Linked DNA regions of Homo sapiens: region 2 is linked to region 1. A link is a contact called in ENCODE Hi-C or POLR2A ChIA-PET data. All regions are on one chromosome and are shown on one strand. The core of a region is the stretch at or near the end of the contact, and the rest is flanking DNA. Distances in the headings are between cores, read along the strand shown. Region 1 holds the start of UST-AS2 (UST antisense RNA 2). Region 2 overlaps UST (uronyl 2-sulfotransferase).

Evidence for each region. A loop is a pair of places that touch in the nucleus more often than their neighbours do. ChIA-PET counts read pairs that join two places held with the same protein, here RNA polymerase II (POLR2A). Pooled maps may share reads with other maps.
Region 2: a loop to region 1 is called in a map with no recorded cell type, with 17 times the contacts of the local background. The contact joins the enhancer-like site here to the promoter of UST-AS2 in region 1. A Hi-C loop is called at or near these places in 1 of 37 single-sample maps with no recorded cell type and 3 of 50 pooled maps. POLR2A ChIA-PET finds 5 or more read pairs at or near these places in 1 of 52 experiments (PC-3).

The regions. Positions count from the first base shown.
Region 1 is chr6:149,029,924-149,034,109 of GRCh38, reverse strand. It overlaps UST-AS2 (UST antisense RNA 2), which reads left to right and starts at 1,449. Exons shown (of 2, transcript NR_134599.1): 1 at 1,449-1,585. The region is part of intron 7 of UST (uronyl 2-sulfotransferase); the gene reads right to left. RefSeq lists an enhancer at 856-1,045.
Region 2 is chr6:148,778,676-148,782,633 of GRCh38, reverse strand. All of the region lies in intron 1 of UST (uronyl 2-sulfotransferase), which reads right to left. Among named protein-coding and RNA genes, the nearest start is that of UST, 34 kb to the right of the region's middle. RefSeq lists an enhancer at 1,159-1,228. Within about 2 kb of position 1,678, at least 2 of the 41 ENCODE cell types and tissues checked have a DNase peak (open chromatin) inside an H3K27ac peak, as active enhancers do.

The DNA of each region.
Region 1 (4,186 bases), core at 200-2,699:
CTCAAATGTGGGTATGACCATCTTAGGAAGATGGAGAGGAGCAAGGAAGTAGAAGTAAAGGTAATGGAATAAGAGAATGAGATCATGACCCCAGTAAATCAAGAAACAGCAGCCTGTGCATACTAGTTACAGATAGCGCGGTGATTATCCGAAGAAACATCTAGCTGCGCTGAAAGTGATTGGCTCTGCAACATCAGACTTCATCTTTGGGAGGGTTGGAATAGGAAACTGCTGGTTTTCATTATACATCTTATAGGACTATTTGATTTTTAATTATATACATGCATTACTTAATAGATATAGCAAAAAATGCAGGGAGGTAAAATCCTAGGAACACATGTTTTGAAAAACAGTTCTGGTAGAGTCTGGTTGACAATGCAGCAGAAGCATCTAGAAGCGTATGCTATGGTAAAGACGAGGGGCGGGGTGAGACCTTCAAGTCAAGTGAAACTACCCCACCTGACAAACAACCCTCTCTTCTTCTCATCAGTGTGGGATTATGTTGGATTTTTCTATGCGTTTGTAGGTAATGAAATGAACGTGCTTACTAGAACCCACAAGAAACCACACATAAAAATCCCCAGCAATGTTATATACACAGGTATATTTCTAGCTTTTTGCTGTATTCTTTCACAATTCTGTGCCATTTGCAAGATGTGAAAAGCTAGGACATTATGTATTGATAAAAATGTCTGAGACATGAAAAATATACAGACCAAGAAATATTTTTATTTGAAAAAGATTTAGCCAGACAAAAATAGAAGCTTCCATTATAAAATGTTGAGTCATGCAAAATGGGTAAGGATTGTACTTCGCCCCGGCAGGGGGTACATTTTATAAGCAAAGAATGTCAGAGAGCTAAGGCCACGAGCCAAGGGCCCAAAGACAGTTTTGAAATCCTTTGTCTAGTGCTCTTTCCACATCACCACATTAATTCCTGGGGTGGACAGGGACCTTGACAATTTAAGCATAAAAGAACAAACTGACCACAAGGTCGTTTTTATAAAGATCAACCATCAACCCCTGGGGTCAAGTTTCCAATCTTTGCTCAAGCTTTAGAAGCCTTTCAGCTTTGTGGCGTTATCAGGAAAGTCCAAAAATTGAAATTTGTGGTGACTAATTCCACCCCCTACAAATACTCAATGCAGAGCATATTACTGTCAGCTCAGCTAAAAACTGCTCAAAGTAGAAGTGATTAAATTCTAAAGTAGAAAAAAATTCACCTCCAAACACAGAAACACACTGGTACCTCCCCCGCACACCCAGATATTATTAGCCAGCTTTTTGCCTGGGGAAATGAATCATGAGACAGAAAACTGTACAACCCCCAAGTCTGACCACACTGAGTAACTGGGGTAGACACAGAGGGGGGCATCTGGGGCTCTCCCGAGGCCAAGGTTGGGACCCAGAAGAGATGAATTTCCCTGGGTGCACAGGGTGGGAGGGAGGTGGGGCTGGAAGAACTTGATCTGGAGGGATGATCCCGAAGGCTCCCAGTGAAGAAGGCCAGGAAGAGCAGAGGATGGTGCCAGGAGGATGATGTCGGGGGACACAGGCAGCTCATGCCTGGATCAGGCAGTGACTGGTAACAGAAGGAGAGTCCATGCTGGTGGGCCCAGGGGAACATAGGTGGTCAAGCAGGGCAGTACTTGGTGTCTGGGGATGCAGTGTGCGACCTCCTGTATTCGGTGCGAGGCACATGGGGCCAGCAGGAGCTGGTGTGAGCCCGGGTCTGAAGGGTGGTGGGATCTTAGTGGGGAAGACTGGGAAGACAGCAGGGAGGAAGAACTCAGGCTGGAGGAGGATGGGGGCCTGGGAGGATCCCTGCCACACTGTTAGGAAGCCAGGGAGCTTGGGTGGTGGTAGGATGGGAAGAGGGCAGGGAAACGGGGGGAGGGTGACACAGGCCCTCCGGCAGCAGCGGCTTGGCCACTGGCGCTGAGATTGGTATGAGTGACTCAGTGCCAGGTTGCGCCACAGAAAGCTGAGGCTGCGGATCCTTCTCCTGCCTCTGGTAGGGCCGTCTTAAAGGCAGGGTGAGTGAGCCTGGCTCCAAGAGGCTGGGTCCGCAGGCAGGGGCTGACGTGGGCTGGCCCAAGCCCCAGCTCTCCTCACTCTGAGTGCTTCTATGCTTTCTCACCTCCACGCTTCCAATCATGTTATTTTCCTCTTATTAAAATGCCTCCTTCCACGTCCACTTGGCAAACTCCTACGCACCCTTTAAGGCCGGGCACAAATGTCTCCACAGGGTTATGCGCCCCAGCCCTGTTAGTGACGGCCTTCCAGCTAGACAAGATTTTCATCTTTATACTGCCCTTCCCCAGGAAAGGGACATCACAGACACTCAGCTATTTATTTGCTGGAGGTGTTTGTTGAATTTTTCTGGTAGTTTCAGATTACACCTATTTAAATATTAGTTTTCAGAGAAGAGAAATATTTTTGTAAAGTTATTCCTAGAACATCAATGTCTGTGAAGGAAGTTCTATTTTCCTGTTAATCTTTCATAATAAAATTGGAAATGCTTTCTCCTGGAGGAGAGATGATCCCAACGCAAGAACAAATCAGTAAGCAAGAGTAAAACATGTTTTCCAATAAAACAAAGAGTAATAGTTGAAATAGGCCAAACGCACATATATTATGCTGCAATTTAAGCTTTCATAAAGTAAATTAAACAAGCCTAGAGGCTGAATTCTTGTGAATTGGTGATGTTTCTGTAAACTGAATGATGTTATCAGCCTGTGGTTATACAGTTCCCCTCAGAAAAATGTTCACTAAAAAAAATCACAAGTGTTTAGAAGTTAAAGGGGTTTACATTATGTGTTCATTTTTAATGAACTATTTGCCCAGTAGCTACAGCTGAACCAGTTATATGCCTTCAGCTTAGACTTTTTTTTTTTTTTTTTTGAGATGAGTCTTGCTCTGTGGCCCAGGCTAGAGTGCAATGGCTCGATCTCAGCTCACTGCAACCTCCACCTTCCGGGTTCAGGCAATTCTCCTGCCTCAGCCTCCTGAGTAGCTGGGATTACAGGCATGTGTTGCCATGCCTGGCTAATTTTTGTATTTTTAGTAGAGATGGGGTTTCACCATGTTGGCCAGGCTGGTCTCGAACTCCTGACCTTGTGATCCACCTGCCTTGGCTTAACAAAATGTTGAGATTACAGGCATGAGCCAGCATGCCCAGCCCAGCTTAGATTTTTAGACACTATCTTAAAGACCTTGCACTGCTATTCCCTACGTCCCCGCAACCCCCACTGGAAAGACGTCAGGTGTTGTCAAACAGATCTATTCTCAAAATTATTTTTTTCTGTGTGTATTGCCTCGTACTGGCTTAAGATAACACACTGGCTTAAGATAACACATCTTGTGTGTGTGTTAAGGTAACACACACACAAGATCCAGTGCTGACATTATTAGGATCTGAGCCTGGGACATGGCTGCTGAAAAAAAAAATCTTTATAGAGAATATCGATGGTAAATGAACCAATAGCAAATTGAAGTCCTGTTTTCATCAATGATAATTGAGTTTTTAAAAACAATCATCTATGATGATTCCTAAACTCATGTTTCTTAGTGAACAGACAGATACGTTGGACAGAGATAAACTATATATTTAATTTTAATTTTTTTTTTTTGGTAGAAACAGGATCTTGCTGTTGCTCAGGCTGGTCTTGAATTCCTAGGCTCAAGTGATCCTCCTGCCTTGGCCTCCCAAGGTGCTGGGGTTACAGGTATAAGCCACAGTGCCCAGCCTAGATTTTATTTTTAAGCTCTTGCCTTTAATGGCAATACATACTATGAATGCTTAGTACTCACTAACTTCTGAATTAATGATTAAATATAAAGAAGAGTTTTAGAGGAATCACAGATTTATGTTTTGTGATGGGCCTGGGGACAGAAGCGTGAATGTCAGTGCTGTCCCTTAGGACTTGGCGAGACTGTGAGCAAGTTGTTCAGCCTCTTTGAGCCTTGGTTTCCTTGTTTAGAAAATGAGAAAAAAAAATTGTCTTCCTCAACTTCAGGGGATTTGTGTAAGAATCAAATGAGATCATCTATATGAAAGTGTTTTATAACTGCATATTGTTATACAAGTAATTATGACTTAGAAACTTACTGATTTTGTGATCTTAAGATGATTGCATCATGTATGAGTGCTATATAATAAGGAGTCTAGTTGTTTGAACATGGG
Region 2 (3,958 bases), core at 429-2,928, 250 kb after region 1:
ACTAAAAATACAAAAATTAGCCGGGCATGGTGGCAGGCGCCTGTAATCCCAGCTTCTCGGGAGGCTGAGACAGGAGAATCTCTTGAACCCAGGAGGTGGAGGTTGCAGTGAGCCAAGATCGCGCCACTGCACTCCAGCCTGGGTGACAGAGCGAGACTCTGTCTCAAAAAAAAAAAGAAGCAACTCCTCATCTGTTCATCTGTTCAAGTTTGATCATGAGATAGCAGCAATTTAGTCCCATTTTCAGGTTCCACTTCTAATTTTAGTTCTCTCGCTATTTCCACCACATCTGCAGTTACTTCTCCACTCAAGTCTTGACCCCCTCGATGTCATCCCAACTTCTTCCAAACTCCTGTGAATACTGATATTCTGACCTTCTTCCATGAATGACAAATGTTCTTAATGGAATCCAGAATGGTGAATTCTTACCAGAGGATTTTCAATGTACTTTGCCCAGATCCATCAGAGGAATCACTATCCATGGCAGCTATATCCTTATAAAAACTCCAGCCTGGGTGACAGAGCTGAGTTTCAAAAAAAAAGAAATGTATTTCTTAAATAAAAGGATATGAAAGTCAAAATTAGTCCTTGATCCATGGGCTGCAGAATGGATGTTGTGCTAGCAAGCATTAAAACAACATTAATCTCCTTGTACATCTCCATCAGAGACCTTGAGTGACTAGGTACATTGTCAATGAGCAGTGACCTTTGAAAGGAATCTGTTTTTCTGAGCACTATTTTTTTAAAGCCCAACAATGGGCTTAAAATAGTCAGTAAACCATGCTATAAACAGATATGCTGTCACAGGCAGAGTAGATTTGGCAAATTCTTAAGGGCCCTACAATTTTCAGAACGGTAAATAAACACTGGGTTCAACTTTAAGATACCAGCTACATAAGCCCCTAACAGGAAAATCAGCCTGTCATTTGAAGATTCAAAGCCAGGTACCGGGTTCTCCTCTGTAACTAGAGTCCTAGATGGCATCTTCTTCCTATAGAAAGCTGTTATGTCTACATTGAAAATCTGTTGTTTAGTGTAGCTGCCTTCAACAATGATCCTAGCTAGATCTCCTAGATGACCTGTTGCAGCTTCTACATCAGCACTCACTGCTTCACCTTGCACTTTTATGTTCCAGAAACAGCTTCTTTCATTAAACTTCATGAACCAACCTCTGGTAGCTTCCAACTTTTCTTCTGCAGCTTCCTCACCTCTCTCAGCCTTCATAGAACTGAAGAGAGTTAGGACCTTGCTCAGGATCAGGCTTTGGCTTAACGCAATGTTGTGGCTGGTTTGACCTTCTATCCGGACCACTCAAACTTTCTCGGTATCAGTAATGAGGCTCCTTAGCTTTCTTACCATTCACGTGTTCACCGGAATAGCACTTCTCATTCCCTTCAACAACATTTCTTTTGCTTTCAAAACTTGGTTAACTGTCGCTAGAGACCCAGCCTTCAGTTTATCTCAGCTTTCGGTCTATTTCAGCTTTCAACATGCCTTCCTCACTAAGCTTAATCATTTCTAGCTTTCTATTTAAGGTGAGAAATGTGCAACTTTTCCTTTCACTTCAACACTTAGAGGCCATTGTGGGGTTATTAACTGACCTAATTTCAATATTGTTGTGTCTCAGGGAATAGGGAGGTCCAAGGAGAGGAAGAGAGACAGGGAACCACAGGTAGGTGGAGCAGTCAGAACACACATATTTATTGAATAAATTTGCCTTCTTATATGGGTGCAGTTTGTGGCTCCCCCAAACAATTACAATAGTAACACCAAAGATCATTCATCACAGATCCCCATAACAGATATAATAATAATGAAAAAGTTGAAAATATTGCAAGAATTACCAAAATATGATACAGAGGCACTAAGTAAGCATATGTTATCAGAAAAAATGGTGCTGACTATTCACAATAGCAAAGACATAGAATGAACCTAAATGCCCATCAATGGCAGACTGGATAAAGAAAATGTGGTACATATATACCATGGAATACTATGCAGCTGTAAAAAAGAATGAGATCAAGTTCTTGCAGGAATGTGGATGGAGCTGGAGGCCATTATCCTTAGCAAACTAACATAGGAACAGAAAACCAAATACCACATGTTCTCGCTTATAAGTGGGAGCTAATTGATGAGAACACATGGACACAAAGAGGGGAACAGCAGACACCAGGGCCTCCACTGGAGGGTGGGGAGTGGGAGGAGGGAGAGAAACAGAAAAAATAACTATAGGGTACTGGGCTTAGTACCTGGGTGATGAAATAATCTGTACAACAAACTCCCATGACACGCGTTTACCTATATAACAAACCTGCACATGTACCTCTGGACCTAAAATAAAAGTTTTAAAAAAAGAAAAATGAGAAGTGGTGCTGATAAACTTGCTCAACAACAGTTTGCCACGAATCTTCCATTTACTATTTTAAAATGCATTATCTGTGAAGTACAATACAGTGAACCACAATAAAACAAGGTATTCCTGCATAAGTGTGTGTGTGTGTGTGTATATATATACACACACATGTATTTGTGTGTGTGTGTGTGTATATATATACACACACATGTATTTGTATATGTATGTGTCTATAATAAAATACAATAATACCTCACTGATCTATAACTCAGTGTCTGGAGACCTCCTGTATCTGGAATAAACCTGAGTAAATAAGCAGCCAAAATAAATATCACAAAGTCTTTCTGCTGAGTTCACAAGCCCTCCAAGAACTCCACTCACAGCAGTTCACAGAGGCAGCTAACAGGAGGGGGAAAAAACACTGAGAAACACTAAGTTAAACAGAATCGAAAAGGATTTCTTTCCTGCAGGACTTAGGGGAGGCTTTAAAATGTTAAGACGTGTTGAGAGCCCACAAGGAGAGAATAATTCACTATTCTGTAAACTTATTTGACCAAAAATGTCCTTTTCTCTCAAAGCTATACTAATATTTCCAGCCATGATGACACCTACATTTCTAGAGTCACTTTAACGTCTGAATTTTCCAAGTGTTTCCACATATATCACATCTCATTTTGTCCTTACGACATCCCGTGGAGCGGGCTGAGTGGGAATTATTATTTCCCTGGCGTGGTGGGAGCAACAGAGGCAGGACCAGGACCGGAATTCTCTCAGCCCTGCTCATTCCTCCAGATGTCAGCAAGTTCATGGGTGTCAATGCACGACATTCTCCCAGACTTCCCTCACATGTCTTCCCCAGAGTTGGAGATTTCCTTTATCTGGTGAGGAACCAAGAGGAGGAACTAACGTCAAAGAGATTCCCTTGAAAACACTCTGAAATTCTCAAAGTATTCTTAAAAAGAGCTGTGATGAAATTTAATGTTACGTAATGCTTCTCCTCAAGACTGTATTTCATTTGCTCCATAGAATGACAAGGGTCTGAAATCCACACTTGAAAAGGAGACAGAAGTGCTGAGTCAACGGAAGAAGTACAGTGATGTTTCTGAAATAATAAGGAATTTTCCAGGAGGCTTGAGGTAGTACTTTCTGGTTGAAAAAAAAAAAAAAATGTGCCACAAAGAACATTCTTTGGTTCTTTGTGGAGAGAAAAAGAGAGAAGTCCCACAGCGGCATCCACAGCGGGTAAGGACAGCCACAGCTATGGCTGCAGCCCAGGAGGGTGGGCTCGGCCTTGCAGAAGAGGGCAATGGGCTGAGCTGCTGTGACCACCATGAGGATGGAAAACAGAGGGAAGAGAGGGGTGATACGCTCAACCAATGCAATCTGGATTCCGGATGGGATGGAGGGGGGTGGGCCTTGGTCGTCATCAGAGATGACCAGAGCTCTGGCTCAAGACCCCACTCCCTACCATGTAATGGCTTTATAACCCTCGGCAAGTTGCCCCAGGCCTGGAGTTTCAATTCTTAAATCAACACAATGTCAGTGATGATGGCTTACTTACAGGTGCCCTGGACAGACCCTGCGAGCCTTAGGACTCAGATCTGT